2 separate regions of the Homo sapiens genome follow, and region 1 is linked to region 2. Evidence: chromatin loops called from intact Hi-C (ENCODE). Cell type or tissue: GM12878. All regions are shown on one strand. Each heading gives the region's core, and the rest is flanking DNA. Links, peaks and the distances in the headings are about the cores only.

Region 1 (7,997 bases), core at 2,307-4,806, 93 kb after region 2:
AGTCCTGTTAAGTAAGTCTACCATATTATAGAGCCTGATGGGATGAATGTAAAATCTATATAAAGAAGATGTCTATCTATCTATCTATCATCTAATCTATCTATGTATCTATGTATCTATCTATCTATTATCTATCTATCCATCAAAGAATGGAATTTAAAATATGCCAAACAAGATGCTTTATAATTTAGGCATGTTTCTGTTTTGTGTTTTCAGCTTTACATTCTTATTCTCTAAGGTTTGAGTGTTTTTTAAGCAAAGAAATTTGGTTTATAAATGAGAGTCACTTATGTCTAGATATTGCTTATTAAATAATTCTTCTGAGAGGTAATTTTAGATTTGCTGTAAGCGATTAATCAGTGTTTCTTGAGATTCTTAGACACTGGTAAAACAAAACGGAGAGGGAAATTAAAGAATCACGCAGTCTATGTTGGAAGAGAAATGGGTGATTCTTTAGTTTATTCGTCATCATCTCCACCTTCAAGTGCTCCTTCCAAAGCATACTGTAGCCTTTATACATTTCCAAAGATAGAAACCTCTTCACACTGCTTATTTTATTGTTAAATATCTCCAATTGATTAAGAGATCAACTTATGTAATGCCCATATCTACCCCTCTAAAATTTCCAAAAATCAACCTTTGCTTTGCTTTTTGTACTAGCATAGAGAGCCTAATCTCTCCCTAGATGGTGACCTCCTTCATGAACAACATCATGTCTTTTTCTTGTCTCTAGATACCACATGTCTTGTAAATGATAAATATTTCAACATGTATTTTTGAATGAGTAAACTACAATCTTTGAGCAAACTATGAGGAAAGACTTAGTATTATAGTTTTCCTTCTAAATTATCATATGTATAAATGAAGGCAAGTGATTTGTTTTCTAGGGTCAGGATCACTTCTTTGTCTCCACAAATGCATAGGAGAATAGATGAACTATTTGTGCTTAACTATATGGACCTTATCTCCTGTGCTCCATGAAACCAAATTTCTTCCTGTAATAAATTGCCCTCTAGGCATTCTTAACTTTGCTTGTCTCCTGATTCCTTCCTTGAACTTCTGGTTTTCAACTTCTTAACTTATTTTTTGACCTGTTTACACTTACTCTAGCCAGCCCTAAGAACGTTTCCACCAATCCTATCCCTGACCTGATTTGTTCTCCCTTGAGGCCATCTAAACTCTAGAATGGTGGATTCTTCGTGTGTAGTGTTGAATTGGGTGGAAATTTGGTCACTTTCTTTGTGACTGTTTGCTGAATAGAAGTGAATGCCTAAAACATAATGTTTTATGGTGCAGACTATAGTGTATCATGGTGAACGTTCCATGTGAGCTTGAGTACAATGTGCATTCTGATGTTGTTGGGTGCTAGTCTATAGATGTCAATTATATACAGTTGATTAATGATGTTGTTTAGTTCAACTATGTTCTTGCTGATTTTAGCCTGCCGGATCTGTTCATATCTCACAGAGGAGTACTGAAGTCTCCAACTATAATAGTGCGTGCTTCCATTTCTCCTTGAAGGTTTATGAGGTTTTGCCCTACATAGTTTAATACTTTCTTAATAGGCAGGTACACATTTGAGATTATTATATCTTTTTGGAGAAGTGAGCCCTTTTTCATTATGCATTGTCTATCTTTATCCTTAATTACTCTACTTATTTGGAAGACTCCTGTGTCAGCAATTAATATAGTCTTGCTTTCTTTTGATTAGTGTTTCCATGGTATATATATATTTTTCATCCATTTACTTTAATTTACATTTGTCTTTGTATTTAAAGTGAGTTTCTTGTACACCAGTATATTGCATCTTATTTTTTGATCCACACTCAGAATCGCTATCTTTTAGTTGGCATACTTTGATGATTTGTGTGCAAAATGATTACTTATATATTTGAATTTATGTCTACCATATTTATTACTGTTTTCTATTTGTTGCTCTAGTTTCTCATTTTTATTTTTTCTTCAACTCTTTTTCTACCTTTTACTGTTTTAGTTGAGCATCTGATAAAATGTCATTTTTCTACTTTCTTAGCATGTCAGTTATACTTTTAAAATTTTTCTTTAGAATTTGAAGTATATATTTACAACAAATCTAACTTCATTTTGAAATAAACTAAGCTGCTTTAGAAGTAATGTGAGTACCTGATAATTATAAAATAATTCTAATTGCTCCCTCCTGTCCCTTGTATCACTGATGGCATTTACTTCACTTATATATAGAAATACATAAGGTTATATGTAATATATATGATTATATATGCTTATATGATATATATGGAAGCATATATAATCAAATTAGTACATGTACATATATACAAAATGCTTAGTAAAAATACATTGTTGCTTTTATTATTTTGAGAAAACTGCTATGTGTTAGATAAGATTGAAAATAAGGCAAAGTAAAAATTTGTTATTTTACCCATTTCTTCAATGTTTTTTTCTTTATGAAGATCAAAATTTCTGACCTATACTATTTTCCTTTTCTCTGAAGAATGTCTTTTGACATATCTTGCAAGGCAGATCTACAGGAATGAATTTCCTCAATTTTTGTTTGTCTGAGAAAATCTTTATTTCTCACTTACTTTTGAAGGATAATGTTGCAGGGAACAGAATTCAATTTTTTTTCCTTTGTCTCAATGCTTTAAATAATTTACTCCATTCTCTTCTTGCTTGCATGGCTTGGGAGGAACAGTCAGATATAAGTCTTATCTTTGTTCTTTTACAGGTAATGTTTCTTTAGCTTTTTTCAGGATTTTTTTCCTTTGATTTTCTGTAGTTATAAAATGATATTCCTAAGTATAGCTTTGGTTTTCTTTTTTTTATCCTACTTTGTGTACTCGAAGATTCGTGGATTTGTGGTTTGGTGTTTGATCGTAATTTGGGAAAATTCTCAGTTATTATTATCTCAAATATTATTGTATTTTTTTTCTCTCTTTCTTCTACTTCTGGTATTCCCATTACATATATGACTACCTTTTGTAGTTGTCCTGCAGCCCTTTGTTATTCCATTCTGGTGGTTTTTATTCTTCATTGTTCTCTTTGCTCTTCAGTTTTTATTTTTTTATGCATATCCTAAAGCTCAGAGGTATTTTCCTTAGCAGTGTTCAGTCTACTAATAACCCTATCAAAAACATTGTTTCTGTTACAATGTTTTTGATCTCTTGCATTCCTTTTTGGTTTGTTCTTAGAATTTCAATCTCTCTGCTAAGATTACACATCTGTTCTTTTATACCATCTATTTTATCCATTAGAGCCTTCAGCATATTAATTGACATTGTTTAAATTCCCAATCTGATAATTCCCATAACCTTAGTAGAGTTCCGATGCCTTCAAAGTGCATTTTTTGGCTTTTAGCATGCCATGTAATTTTTTCTTGATTGACAAACATGATGTGCTGGACGAAAGAAATTGCAGTAAAAAGGTTTTTGCGAGTGCGATGGTAAAGTGTTGGGGAAAGGAAGTGTTCTAGAGTCCCAAGGTAAGATTTCAGTCTTTTAGTGAGTCTGGGCCTTTGGACTGTGAACTTCACAAGTGCTTTCAGACATTGTTCCTTGGGTGGAACTGGGTGGCTAGAGATGGGCTAGAGTTGGCTACTTCTCCTAGATCAGTCAGGTTCTGAAAAAAACCCAGTAGGTTAGACTCAGCTCACAGTTTCTCTTGAGTGCAGCCCGTGTTAAGAAGAATAGAGTATTCTGGTGAATTTAGAAATTATTTTTTCTTCATCTTTTGCCAGATATATGCAGATATTTTTCTCTTATATTCACTATAAGAACCTGCTCAAACCACTGGAGATAAAACTCACAAAACGTGGGAGACCGACTGCTTTATAACTGGATGCCCTGGAGTTTTAACCTTCAGCTTGCCCACACTGAGCCTCTAGTGAGTCATCAATTACTGTTCAGATTTTCCTATTCTGATGTTGGTTCTTGTGTAAGTTTTCACTCACAAGTCTCTGTTCTGGTAAGCCTTGACTCCCTGTATTCATCTCCACAATCTTGGGGACAGCAATTTATGTCTCTTCACTTCTCTTAAGGGTACAAGATGAATGGTTGATTTTTCATTCTCTTCAGCTTTAGGATTGTTGTTAGGATGGAAGTGGCAACTTTCAATCTCCTTAGATGTAGAACTGGCAACTGGAAGTCTGTTTCTATAATTTTTAACTTTAGAAAAGTAAGGCAAAAAAATTGTTGAGAAACTGTGAATATAGTAAGTATTTCCTTTTGTAAATATAATTTTGTGGGTTTTATTTGGGTTCAAATTCTTATCATGATGTCTTATTCATTCATGTATTGAGTATAATTGATATGCCATGTAAGTTTAACCACCTAAAGTCAGTTTGACATTTCTAAGCAAAGCCAAGGGTTACAAAGAAACTGGTTGTCATATTTTTATGAATTGACATTCAAACTAAAACTATAAAATGGCCTTCAGAGTTAAGAATGTAGAGTACCTTGGTTTTTAATATCTCATGGGTGAAAGAGGAAGGAGCTCTGAAGATTCTTTGATCTCAATTGCTCTTGAAGGAGTTGTTGCAATAATACTCAATAATGTCTGGTGTCCTGATGTATTTGAGAATATTTCCCCTAGATATTCCCTAATTAGAATACAGCCAATTCCTACTGCCTTTAACCCATTACCACTAGGCAAGGAAGGAATAGCAGAGCAATCTGGTAGTCATTAAGAATATTTGAAGGTAAATGTGTTCTACTGGGATTAAGCATTTCATTCTCCTGATAATAAAATTATATTAGCTTCATAGGTATTCACAATATACTTTAGGCTATTTTAAAACAATTAAGAAAATAAAGAATATTCACTTCCTTGAGTTTGTTATTGTTGTTGTTGGTCTGTTTAATTTGTAGCTTGGAAACAGAGCAGACTCAGCTGAGAAAATTAAAAATGATAGTAATATAAGTTCTTTCAAACCTTAAGAATGAAGGGTGAGAGCTCACTATGCTTCAGAATGCATTATATAGCTACAATGTACTACAAAATATCCCTGAAGTGAATCATTACTTAAAAAACCAAAAGCCAGTTAATTAAAAATACAGTGTAATTTACCCTTAAAATATGTATATTATTTTGTAGGCACTATGAAAATATGCACTCAGGAGTTAAATATATGAATGAAAAATAAATAAACTAGCCACCAAGGTAAAATATCAACCATGATTACATCCAAATATTTGCCTTTCTTGTGTTTCTATGTGTGTCACTAGGCAGGACTAGTGAAAAACACATAGTGAGTGCTGTCTGGTATAACTTTAACTATTTAGCTTTAACTAAACTCAAGGGGGTTCTTTGAGTTTATATTTCACTATATTTCCCTAGTTAATTTACTCTTTCCCTCTGTTGGATGTTATAGTACCTTTTCAAATCTTCCATATTTTCTCTCCATCCTTACTCACAGGTGATGATTTATTACTTTGAATGAAGTGTTCATGATCCCATCTCAGGCTAATGCCTCCACTTATGTATAAAATACACTCCATTTATTTTGTCTACCCAGGAAATCAGCTCTAACTATTCTTCCTTCCTTCTTTTGCATAAACATGTTATCTTTATCATCTTTTAAAATGATCTTCTTAAAAAATTATTTTATTTCAATAGTTTTTGGGGAATAGGTGGTTCTTAGTTACATGGATAAGTTCTTTAGTGGTGATTCCTGAGATTTTGTTGCACCCATCACCCGAGCAGTGCACACTGTACCCAATGTGTAATGTTTTATGTCTTATCACCCTCTCACCTTCCCCCAAGTCCTCAATGTCCATTGTATCTTTCTTATGCCTTTGAATCCTCACAACTTAGCTCCCACTTATAAGTGAACACATAAAATACTTGGTTTTCCATTCCTGAGTTATTTCACTTGGAATAATGGTCTTCACATGAACCCTAGAACTTAAAGTATAATTTTAAAAAAAGAATAATGGTCTTCAACTCCATCCAGGTTGCTGCAAAAGTCATTATTTGCATCCTTTTTATGGCTGAATAATATTCCATGCTATATAACTCTGGGTAGATACCCAGTAGTGGGATTGCTGGTTCAAATGGTAGTTCTACCTTTAGTTCCTTAAGGAATCTCCATACTGCTTTCTATAGTGGTTGTACCAGTTTACATTCCCATCAGCAGTGTAAATGTATTCCCTTTTCACCATATCCACACCAACATCTGTTATTTTTTATTTTTAAATTATGGCCATTCTTACAGAAGTAAGGTTAACACCACTAATTGTCAGAGAAATACAGATTAAAACCACTTGTGAATGGTTTTAATTCACACTCATTCGTAATGAGTGGTTTTAATTTGTATTTCTCTGATAACTAGCGATGTTAACTACTTTTTCACGTTTGTTGGCCATTTGTGTATCTTCTTTTGAGAATTTTATATTAATGTCCTTAGCCCACTTTTTGATGTGATTTTTTTTTTTCTGATTTGTTTAGAGTTCCTTGTAGATTCTGGATATTAGTCCTTTGTCAGATTCATAGTTTGTGAAGATTTTCTCCCACTCTGTGGGTTGTCTGTTTACTCTGCTGATTATTCCTTTTGCTGTGCAGAAGCTTTTTAGTTTAATTCAGTCCTATCTATATTCGTTCTTTTCCATTTGCTTTTGGGTTCTTGGTCATGAACTCTTTGCCTAAGCCAATGTCTACAAGAGTTTCTCCTATGTTATCTAAAATTCTTATGGTTTCATGTCTCAGATTTAAGTCTTTGACCCACCTTGAGTTGAATTTTGTATAAGATGAAAGATGAGGATCCAGTTTCATTTTTCTACATGTGGCTTGCCAATTATCCCAGCACCATTTGTTGAGTAGGATGTCCTTTTCCCACTTTATATTTTTGTTTGCTTTGTTGAAGATCAGTTGACTGTAAGCATTTGGCTTTATCTATGGGTTCTTTATTCTGTTCCATTGGTCTACATGCCTATTTTTCTGTAATTACCATTCTGTTTTGGTAACTATAGCCTTCTAGCATAGTTTGAAGTCAGCTAATGTGCCTCCAGATTTGTTCTTTCTGTTTAGTCTTGCTTTGGCTATGCAGGCTCTTTTTTGGTTCCGTATAAATTTTAAGACTTTTTTCTATTTCTGTGGAGAATGATAATGGTATTTTTATGGGAATTGCATTGAATCTGTAGATTGCTTTTGGCAGTATGATCATTTTCACAATATTGATTCTACTCATTAATAATCATGAAATGTGTTTCCATTTGTTTATGTCATCAATAATTTTTTTCAGCAGTTTTGTAGTTTTCCTTGTAGAGATCTTTCACCTCCCCAGTTAGGCATATTCTTAAGTATCTTATTTTTTGCGTAGCTGTTGCAAAAGGGATTGAGTTCTTGATTTGATTCTTAGCTTGGTTATTGTTGATGTGTAGCAGTGTTAATGATTTGTATACATTTATTTTGTATCCCAAAACTTTATGAATTCATTTATCAGATCTAGGAGGTTTTTGGATAAGTCTTTAAGGCTTTCTAGGTATACAATTCTATTATCAGCAAACAGTGACACTTTGACTTCCTCTTTACTGATTTAGATGACCTTTGTTTCTTTCTCTTTTCTGGTTGCTCTGGTTAGGACTTCCAGTAGTGAAAGTGGGCATCCTTGTCTTGTCCCTGTTCTCAGGGTGAATGCTTACAGCTTTTCCCCATTTAGTATAATGTTGGCTGTGACAGATAAAGAATTCATAAGGTTGATTATTAACCTACTCAAGGAGATACCAGGGAAAGGTGAAAAACACCTTAAAAAAAAATTAAAGATACTTTACAGGATGTGGATGACAAATCCTTCAGAGAAACAGATATTATAAGGCAAAAAATTCATAACTTTTAGAAATGAAAGATACACTTTGAGAAATACAAAATGCACTGCAAAGTTTTAACAATAGACTAGAGCAAGTAGAAGAAAGAACTTCAGAGGTCAAAGATAAGTCTTTAAAATTAACCCAATCAAAGACAAAGAAAAAAGAACAGAAAAATGAACAAAGCCTCCAAGAAATTTG
Region 2 (7,997 bases), core at 2,961-5,460:
TCTTCGTGTTGCATTTCATAGTTATTAAGAAATTATACATATAGAGAAACTTGAGTTATCTTTGTAGGTTGTTATTGCAATGGGTTTTTTTTGTTTTTTATTTACAAAATTAGTTTTAAATTACAAACTCAATTTTAAAAGGGCCATTTTGGTATTGGCATATATTTTAAGAAAAGGCATAAGAGCTTCTGATTTGCAAATAAGTCAGACATAATAAGTGAGGTAATGCTGTGATAATGAACAATCTCTACAACTTAGGGACTTAAAGTAGCAAAGGCTTATTTCTTGCCCACATAGCATGTCCATCCTAAGCTACCTGTGAGCTTCCTTCATGTCCTTCTTATTCCAGGACCAAGGACAATGTAACCATCATCTGAAACATTTCAAGTTGCATGTCAGAGAAAAATAAAATGTAATACAGATACACTGGTTCTTAAGGCTTTCTTCTGGTAGTGATACACAACACTCCTGCTCACATCTTCATGGGACAAAGAGAGTCACATGGCTATGCCAAAATTCAAGTGCATACAAAAAGTTTAATTCTGCCATGTGCTCAGGAGAAGAAGCAAAATATTTGTTAATAGTCTTAAAGTCTACCACAGAAATCATATACACATTTTGGTATATTTTAAGAATGTGTATTTTCAGAGAATTTTGTGATTTAGGAAATTTTTTCTAGGTTCTTTATATTATCTCAATTTATGGCAGAAATATTTAGAATTTATCTAAAGAAGTATAAATGCACATGGACTGTAATAAACTTTTTTGACAAAGTAGCATCTGTGTAATGTCCAGACCTTCTAATCTGGATATCATTACCTTGTTATAGTTACTCATAAGGTTAATCTTCTTTTGATGACAAACTAATTCTTGACGGAAAGCTTTAACTTGGAACTTTAATGACCACAGATAATTAATTGAGAGTCATTAAACATAGAGTCTACTATGGAAACCATGCATAGTTTCTTGAATTAATTAATTTGATATAATCCTCAAATAATAACAGAAGTTAAGGCTAGTCTTGTTTAAAACTTCAAATCTTATAAATCCCAAATTGCAAATTCAAAATCCTCTCCTGACTGCAAATATTTCAGTGCTGTTATATAACTGTTCTCTGGGTATTAAGCTATTATACAATTGTTAAGTTTAGCCTAAAGCTCCTTCCTTGCATATTTTAAGTGTAGCATAAAGGCTTCTCTATAGGTAGTGAACCACAAACTAACTGGATGTGTTAACATACTGTACTCTACTCTTGTGCCAATCACTGACGTTCAGCCAATCAAGGATGGACAACTGTTCAAACCATGTTCAAATAAGGCAAACAAACACTGAGCTAGAACTGACCCAGCTGTCTCTACTCCTCAGTTCTGTCTTCTGTACACCACTTTCCTTTTTCTGTTTATAAATCTTCCTCCACGCAGCTGACCAAGCTGGAGTATCTGAATCTGCTGTGATTCTGGGGCCTGCCCAATTTACAAATCATTCTTTACTCAGTTAAACTCTGTTAGATTTAATTTGTCTGAAGGTTTTCTTTTAACACAGTTTTCCTAAAATTGATGCTGTTTTCCTATTGAAAAAAGCTTTAAATCTAGTTCAATGGTTCCTGAATTTGGTTGAACATTAGAATATCCAAAGTAACATACTAAACCTTTTTTATGGGTTTGTAGCTCAGGAAATGCCAGATGAGGGGATTTGGGAGGAAGCCTGAAATGTGTGTTACTCTGGAGATGATAATAAAATAATATCTTCCACTAAATATGTCAAATATTTTTGTAGATATACTAACTAATTATTGGGTGGTCACTCTTGTAAACAGAGAAAATGAAGCTCAGTCAGGTGGCAAGCACGGAGATTAGGAAAGTCAGAGTGAGACAGAGGTTATCCTTTGTTTTTACTAATAGTGTGATTTTGGACAAATTAGAGTTTTTTCTTTAAAGGTACATGACAGAAGTAAGTAATATATGTAATATATTTCTTGGCACACAGACTTTAAACAATATTGGCTTATATTGTGATTGTTCTTTCGGTTTATTATAGTTTTTGCAACTTTTGCTCCTGATATTATCTCAATTGAACTTTATGTAAGTTTTGACATTAAATTTAAGTTTCATAAATAGTAAAAGAAAGATGTCAGAATTATGAGTTCTTTTTCTTTTCTTTTTGAAAAATGTTCCAGGATACAAGAACCCTTTGGCTTCTGGGTTGATGTTAATTAAAATGAACTTTTTGGAAAGTTATTTTTCAGGTTATTTTGACATTATATTTCAAAATAGTTTGAGAGTTTTAGGGGGAAAATCTTTTAATATTGCGCCATTAAAAACATTTTCTATTTAATGTTTACCATTATAGTTTTGTTTTGTTTTTTTGAGGTGGAGTCCCACTCTGTCACCCAGGCTGGAGTTCAGTGGTGCAATCTTGAGTCACTGCAACCTCTGCCTCCCGTGTTCAAGTGATTCTCCTGCTTCAGCCTCCCGAGTAGCTGGGATTAAGGCATACACCACCATGCCCGGCTAATTTTTTTGTGTCTACTTTTAGTAGAGATGGGGTTTTGCCATGTTGGTCAGGCTGGTCTTGAAGTCCTGACCTCAGGTGATCCACCAGCGTGGGCCTCCCAAAGTGCTGAGATTACAGGCATGAGGCACAGCACCTGGCCAAAGGTGGCATTTTAAAAATCTTTTTTATTGTACATATTTAAAGTGTAAAATACGATGTTTTAATATACATATACTTAATGTAATGATTATTGCAGTAAAGCAACTAACATTTTCATTCCTTATACGGTTACCATTTTGTATGCTCATGGCAAAAGAACCTAAAATCTACTGTCTTAGCAAATTTTCAGTATATATTACAGTATCATTAATAATAGTAATCATTCTGCACATTAGCCCTTTTCATCCTGTGTAACTCCAACTTTCTAACTGTAAGGGGGAAGATAATTTCCTTTCCTTCCTTCTGAAGCATTGATAATTTGAGTCTATAAAGCAAACTGATAATAGACAGATTAGCAGAAAAAAAGCACACACATTTATCATGTGCACAAGAGTCCTGCAAAATATGAAAACTTAATGAAAGTGCCAGATGGCTCAAGGTTTTATACTGTCCTTAGGTCACAGAAAGAATAGGGGCTTGAAGCACTGCAGGACAGTTTATGGGAGGGAGAGAGAAGGAAAGGCATGGAGCAAAGGTGGTCTTGTTATACAGATGAAACTTGACAGGTAGCAGCTCTCAAAGAGTATGTGGTTGCCTATGGTACAAGTTTCTTTGTCAGACCCCTAGTCTCCTTTTCCTGTGAGATAATTATTCCAAGATCTAAGGAGAGGAGTGTTCATAAAAGGCCTGTTCGCCTCTGCTGTTTATTTCACTTTACTAATGTAAATTTCCTCTGCAGATACAAATCTGCCCCACAAATAGACAGCCTTTCAGCTATTCTTGTGTTTGCAACCCCTTTGAATAGCCATCTTGAAATATGCTGAGACATATACTTTGGGGTAAAATATTTTGTATTTTGTTCATAATTGTGCATTTTTTTAATATTAAGATAATTTATGCATTCCCTCATGGAGCCTATAAATGGGATGAGACAGTTGTAGAAGCTTGATGGTGTTTTATCAAATGTATTAAAAATTTACATGATTTTAAAAATATCTCTTGATAGATGGGGGAGAAAAATAAGTCTGTTTTTTTTGTCATTAGAAATGACATTCTTTAGGCTGGGCATGGTGACTCACACCTGTAATTCCAGCATTTTGGGAGGTCAAGGTGGGCAGATCACTTGTGCCCAGGAATTCAAGACCAGCCTGGGCAACATGGCAAAACCCTGTCTCTACAAAAAATACAAAAATAGCCAGGTGTGGTGGTGCGCACCTGCAGTCCCAGCTACTCAGGAGACTGAGGTGGGAGAATCACCTGAGTCTGGGAAGTTGAGGCTTCAGTGAGCCATGGTTGTGCCACTGCCATCTAGCCTGAGTGTGGCAGTCAGACCCTGTCATAACATAATATAACATCACATTATTTAGATAAGCTTCTTCAGACACTTATTTTACAGCTCAAGAAATGGAGGCCTAGAGCATTTAAGTCACTTGCCTAAACAAGAAAAGGTAAAGAAAATGGAAGGTAATGGGAGCATAATATCTAAGTCACTGAAATCAGGCATTTTTCTCAAATACTAATAGATTGGCTATAAAAGAAACCAAAATATTTTACCCCAAAATATTGTCATGAGATCCTTGGAGTATTGCTCTGCCAGCCCAAAACCTTTGTGACCCGTGGCATCTTCTGCATGAGTATTGCTTGCGCCCATTGGGCTTGTTCCGCCCACTCGGCCTGGCAGGCTGTGGTTGGCTTGTGCTGCTGGCCCAGATCCCATGCCTCCCAATGGCAAGCCAGGCACAGAACAGTGAGGGGTGTGTGCACAAGCTCAGGGTCCAGCCACTGTGCAAAGCCAGGTGTGCCAGCTGCAACAGGGTGGGCAGTTCCAGGCACCCGCACAGCTGCTGACAGAGGCTGCAGCTGAACCAGATGTACTACACGAGGCTTCCACTGTGGGCATCCACGTCTGGATGAGGGGAATGCAGTGGCACCCAGAAGCTTGGAGATGCCAGGAACGACAGAGCCACAAAGAGGATGTCACAGCCCTGTCTTGGGGAGCCCCTAGGTCTGAGGTCCCTTGAAGGGCAGCAGCTCTTCTCTCCTTCTCATTGCCCACAGTGTGTTGGGCCAGGGGGTTGAGGGCAAAGTTTCAGCCCTGTTTGTGTTACAGCCTTTTCAGTCACGCCATTCAGCAGGTCCCATGTTCTTGTCCTGCATCCAGGAAGAATGACGTACACAGACAACTGGAGAGTGAGTAAGGTGGAGAGAAGCTTCATTGAGCGACAGCTCTCAGGAGACCCAAAGTGGGTACCGCAGGCATGTCATCCCGAGTGTCCAGCTCTCAGCAGAGGAGACTGACAGTGGATAGCTCCTTTCCATAGGCAGGTTGTCCTGATGAGTCAAGGAGACCCGACATGGGTAGCTCCCTCCTGCTGCTGGTAGTCCTGGTGAGTCAAAGAGACCTGAAGTGGGTAGTTCTTTCCCGCATCTGGTGGTCCTCACATCTGTCTGAGTCTGACTCAGTCTGTTCTTTTTATGGGCTCAGAAGGGAGAAAGTGTGTGCTGATTGGTCCATGGGTAGCCATGGGTGGGCCCAGAAAAAGCACCATAATTTCTCAGTCCAGGTCACAGATTTCACCCAGAACTAGCAGTCCAGCCCACAGGCTTCAGGCTGGCCCTGGCTTGAAAGTGGGGTTTCACCAGGGACCCGCCCCTTTCCACCCAGGAACCTGTCTGCCTCCAGCTATAAACATGCCATTCATGGCACCCAGGCTGTTTGCACCAAGGGACACCTGCAGCCCCATGCAGAGCTGCCCTTAGTGCCCCCAGGCCTCCCTTCTGCACTAGTCAGTGACCAAAGTCCTGTGGGGGCCCAGGTGGCAAGGGGGGCTGCTGTGTCAGCACTGCCCTGAGCATGCACACACTCAGCAAGCTTGCAACAGTGCCCGGACTTGACCACAACTTTGCTCCAAAATCAAAGTGGACACTGGGAGCAGGGAGAGGCCGGGGAGTGGGAGCAGGCACTTTTGAGCTTGCAGGGGCTGGGGGGCTTCCTGGGCCCCGGAGAAAACAGGGATGCTGAGGTCTGGAGACATGGCTGGGTGGTTGTGGCTGGCGTGGGAGCATGGGGCTCCTGCCCTGTCAACTCGGTAAGGGGGCAGGGCTCCTGCCTCTTCCTGGCTCCCTCTGGACCCAGAGCACACGACCCAGCCGCAGCTCACTGGCTGCAGCCAGCCTCTTCACAGCAGCTCCTCCAGATAGGCTGCTGCTGCCATCAATATGGCTGAACGAAACTGGCAACTTCAGGTCTCTCGGATTACTTCCCCTTCTCTTAACCCTTTGTCTCTTTCAAAGCACAGAATGAGGCTGTTCTCTTCAGTTCCCTTTTCTACCTGGAAATCCCCCAGAACAAACACAATTGCCTTCCTTGTCCTCCCTGAAATCTCATTATCTATCTCAGACAACTGAGGAATACAACCACACCTGGATGGACCTGTTACAAGATAGTGCCTGCCTCTCAGGCTCATTCGAATTTCAAAGAGAATCATTTACAAGTTAATTTCTGTACCCTGGGCCTACTCATTGTCCCTAATAATCATTCACTGCTCCTCAAAGAGTTGTCTACATTCCCCATCTTCCATCCCCTATGAGGAAGGGTATATAAGCTTTTATACTCCATTTGCTTATTGGGTAATCATTATCTTACCCTGTGATTCTCCCCATGCAATGCACATTAAAATAAATTTTGTATGCCTTTTCCCCTATTAATTTGCCTTTTGTCAACTGGTTGTCAGCAAAACTGCAGAGGGGGACATGGATATTTTTCCTTGGTCCCTACCACTAACTTGCTAAAATTTGTTTTATCAGAAAGAATCTGAATATATGCAAATGAAATCTCATCAATGATTATGGGTGTTCACTAGTCTAAATATGATTGTTTACTATATAATATAGCTGCAATAGCATACTCATTTGAAATAAAATATTTAACATGTTGAAGTAGAATAGAACAATACTATAAAGTTAAATAATTTAATTTTCATAAGTGCAAGAGCTTGAGGAAAGCAGGCTTAATTGGAAATTATGGAAATTTTCTAAGATTTTGAAGAGATGTGGTGGTGAAAGATGCTGGCTTTCCTTTTAGCTGTCACTTCAAAATATATAGCTCCCTCTTACCTATCTGCAGATGTAGTACTAGATCTAACACTAAGAAGCCACAATTAAAGTCATAAAATGAACCAAAAGATGCTAGAGATGGACTGAGAGAGAAAGCTGAAATAGGGCAGAGAGAGGGAGAAAAGCAGAGGCAGGTGATTGATTTCCTGATGAAACTGATGAGAGGAAACCACAGGCAAGTCTTAAAGTGGGTGTAAGTCTGTGTGAGAAATGTTGATGAAAAAAGCCAAACTTTGTAAAATATTTAAAGAGGTTTATTCTGAGATAAATGTGAGTGACCACGGGCCAAGGCACAGTCTCAAGAGCTCCTGACACCATGTGCCCAAAATGGTTGGGTTACAGCTTGGTTTTATACATTTTAGAGAGATGTAATTCACCAATCAATACATGTGAGGTATATATTGGTTCAGCCCAGAAAGGTGGGACAACTCGAAGCACAGGTTCTGAGGTGCTTACAGGTCATAGGTAGATTCAAAGATTTCCTGACCTGCAATGGGTTGAGAGTTAAGTTATTACCTAAAGACCTGGAATCAATAGAAAGGAGTGTCTGTCAAAAGATAAGGCATTGTGGAGATCAAGGTTCTTATTACATAGATGAAGTCTCATAGAGGACCAACCTTAGAGACAATAGATGATCTATTTAGACCTTTAAGAGGTGCCATACTCTCAGTTAGTCTCTTCACAGTTGGGAAGGCCTGGAATGGGAGAGATCTATTTACGTTAATATAGATTCTTTACAGATGCATATTTCCCCCCACAGAAGACAGTTTTGCAGGACCATTTGAAAATATGGCAAATAAACATATTTGAGGTAAAATATTTTGATTTCCTTCTTTATGTGTCATGTGATGTCAGACTAGAGTCAGGTTGGAATTAGATATCTTATTGATACAAAGAGTCTGTTTTGTCAGTCTTAAGATCTCTGTTTTAATGTTAATGCTGATCAGTTGCACCTGAACTCCAAAAGGAAGCGAGTAGAAAGAAGCATGTCTGACCCTCTCTTTTCTGTCATGGCCTGACCTACCTTTTCAGGTTTCCTTGGGTTTGCTTGGCTCAGAGTGAGATCCATTCAGTCAGTTGAGGGGCTTAAAATTTTATTTTTGATTTACGGAAGTGTTTCCAGAGACAGATCAATTAGTCATGAAAGATCAAAAGGGAGTTTATGAATAAGTAATTCAAAATAAAAGCTATTGGAAATTTAAACTATTTTGAGCCTTAAAGGAATGTGA

Evidence for each region. Hi-C counts contacts between places; a loop is a spot of excess contacts. Peaks named below come from ENCODE experiments on the same cell type or tissue, not always from the same donor. Only the 100,000 strongest peaks of a DNase experiment are listed, where the experiment ranks them.
Region 1: it touches region 2 in a loop (2.4-fold over the local background); 1 of 110 quality-filtered maps calls a loop at or near these places.

Annotation. Positions count from the first base shown.
Region 1 is chr10:53,053,641-53,061,637 of GRCh38, forward strand. No RefSeq gene overlaps it. Among named protein-coding and RNA genes, the nearest start is that of LINC02672, 28 kb to the left of the region's middle. In GM12878, for the core only: no CTCF peak of the experiment used is centred there; no DNase peak of the experiment used is centred there.
Region 2 is chr10:52,960,203-52,968,199 of GRCh38, forward strand. LOC105378308 (a long non-coding RNA gene) reads right to left here and starts at 5,098. Exons shown (of 4, transcript XR_945968.3): 1 at 4,207-5,098. RefSeq lists enhancers at 4,317-4,842, 5,791-6,140, 5,893-6,417, 7,815-7,997. In GM12878, for the core only: a CTCF peak has its summit at 3,976; no DNase peak of the experiment used is centred there; H3K27ac peaks cover 621 bases.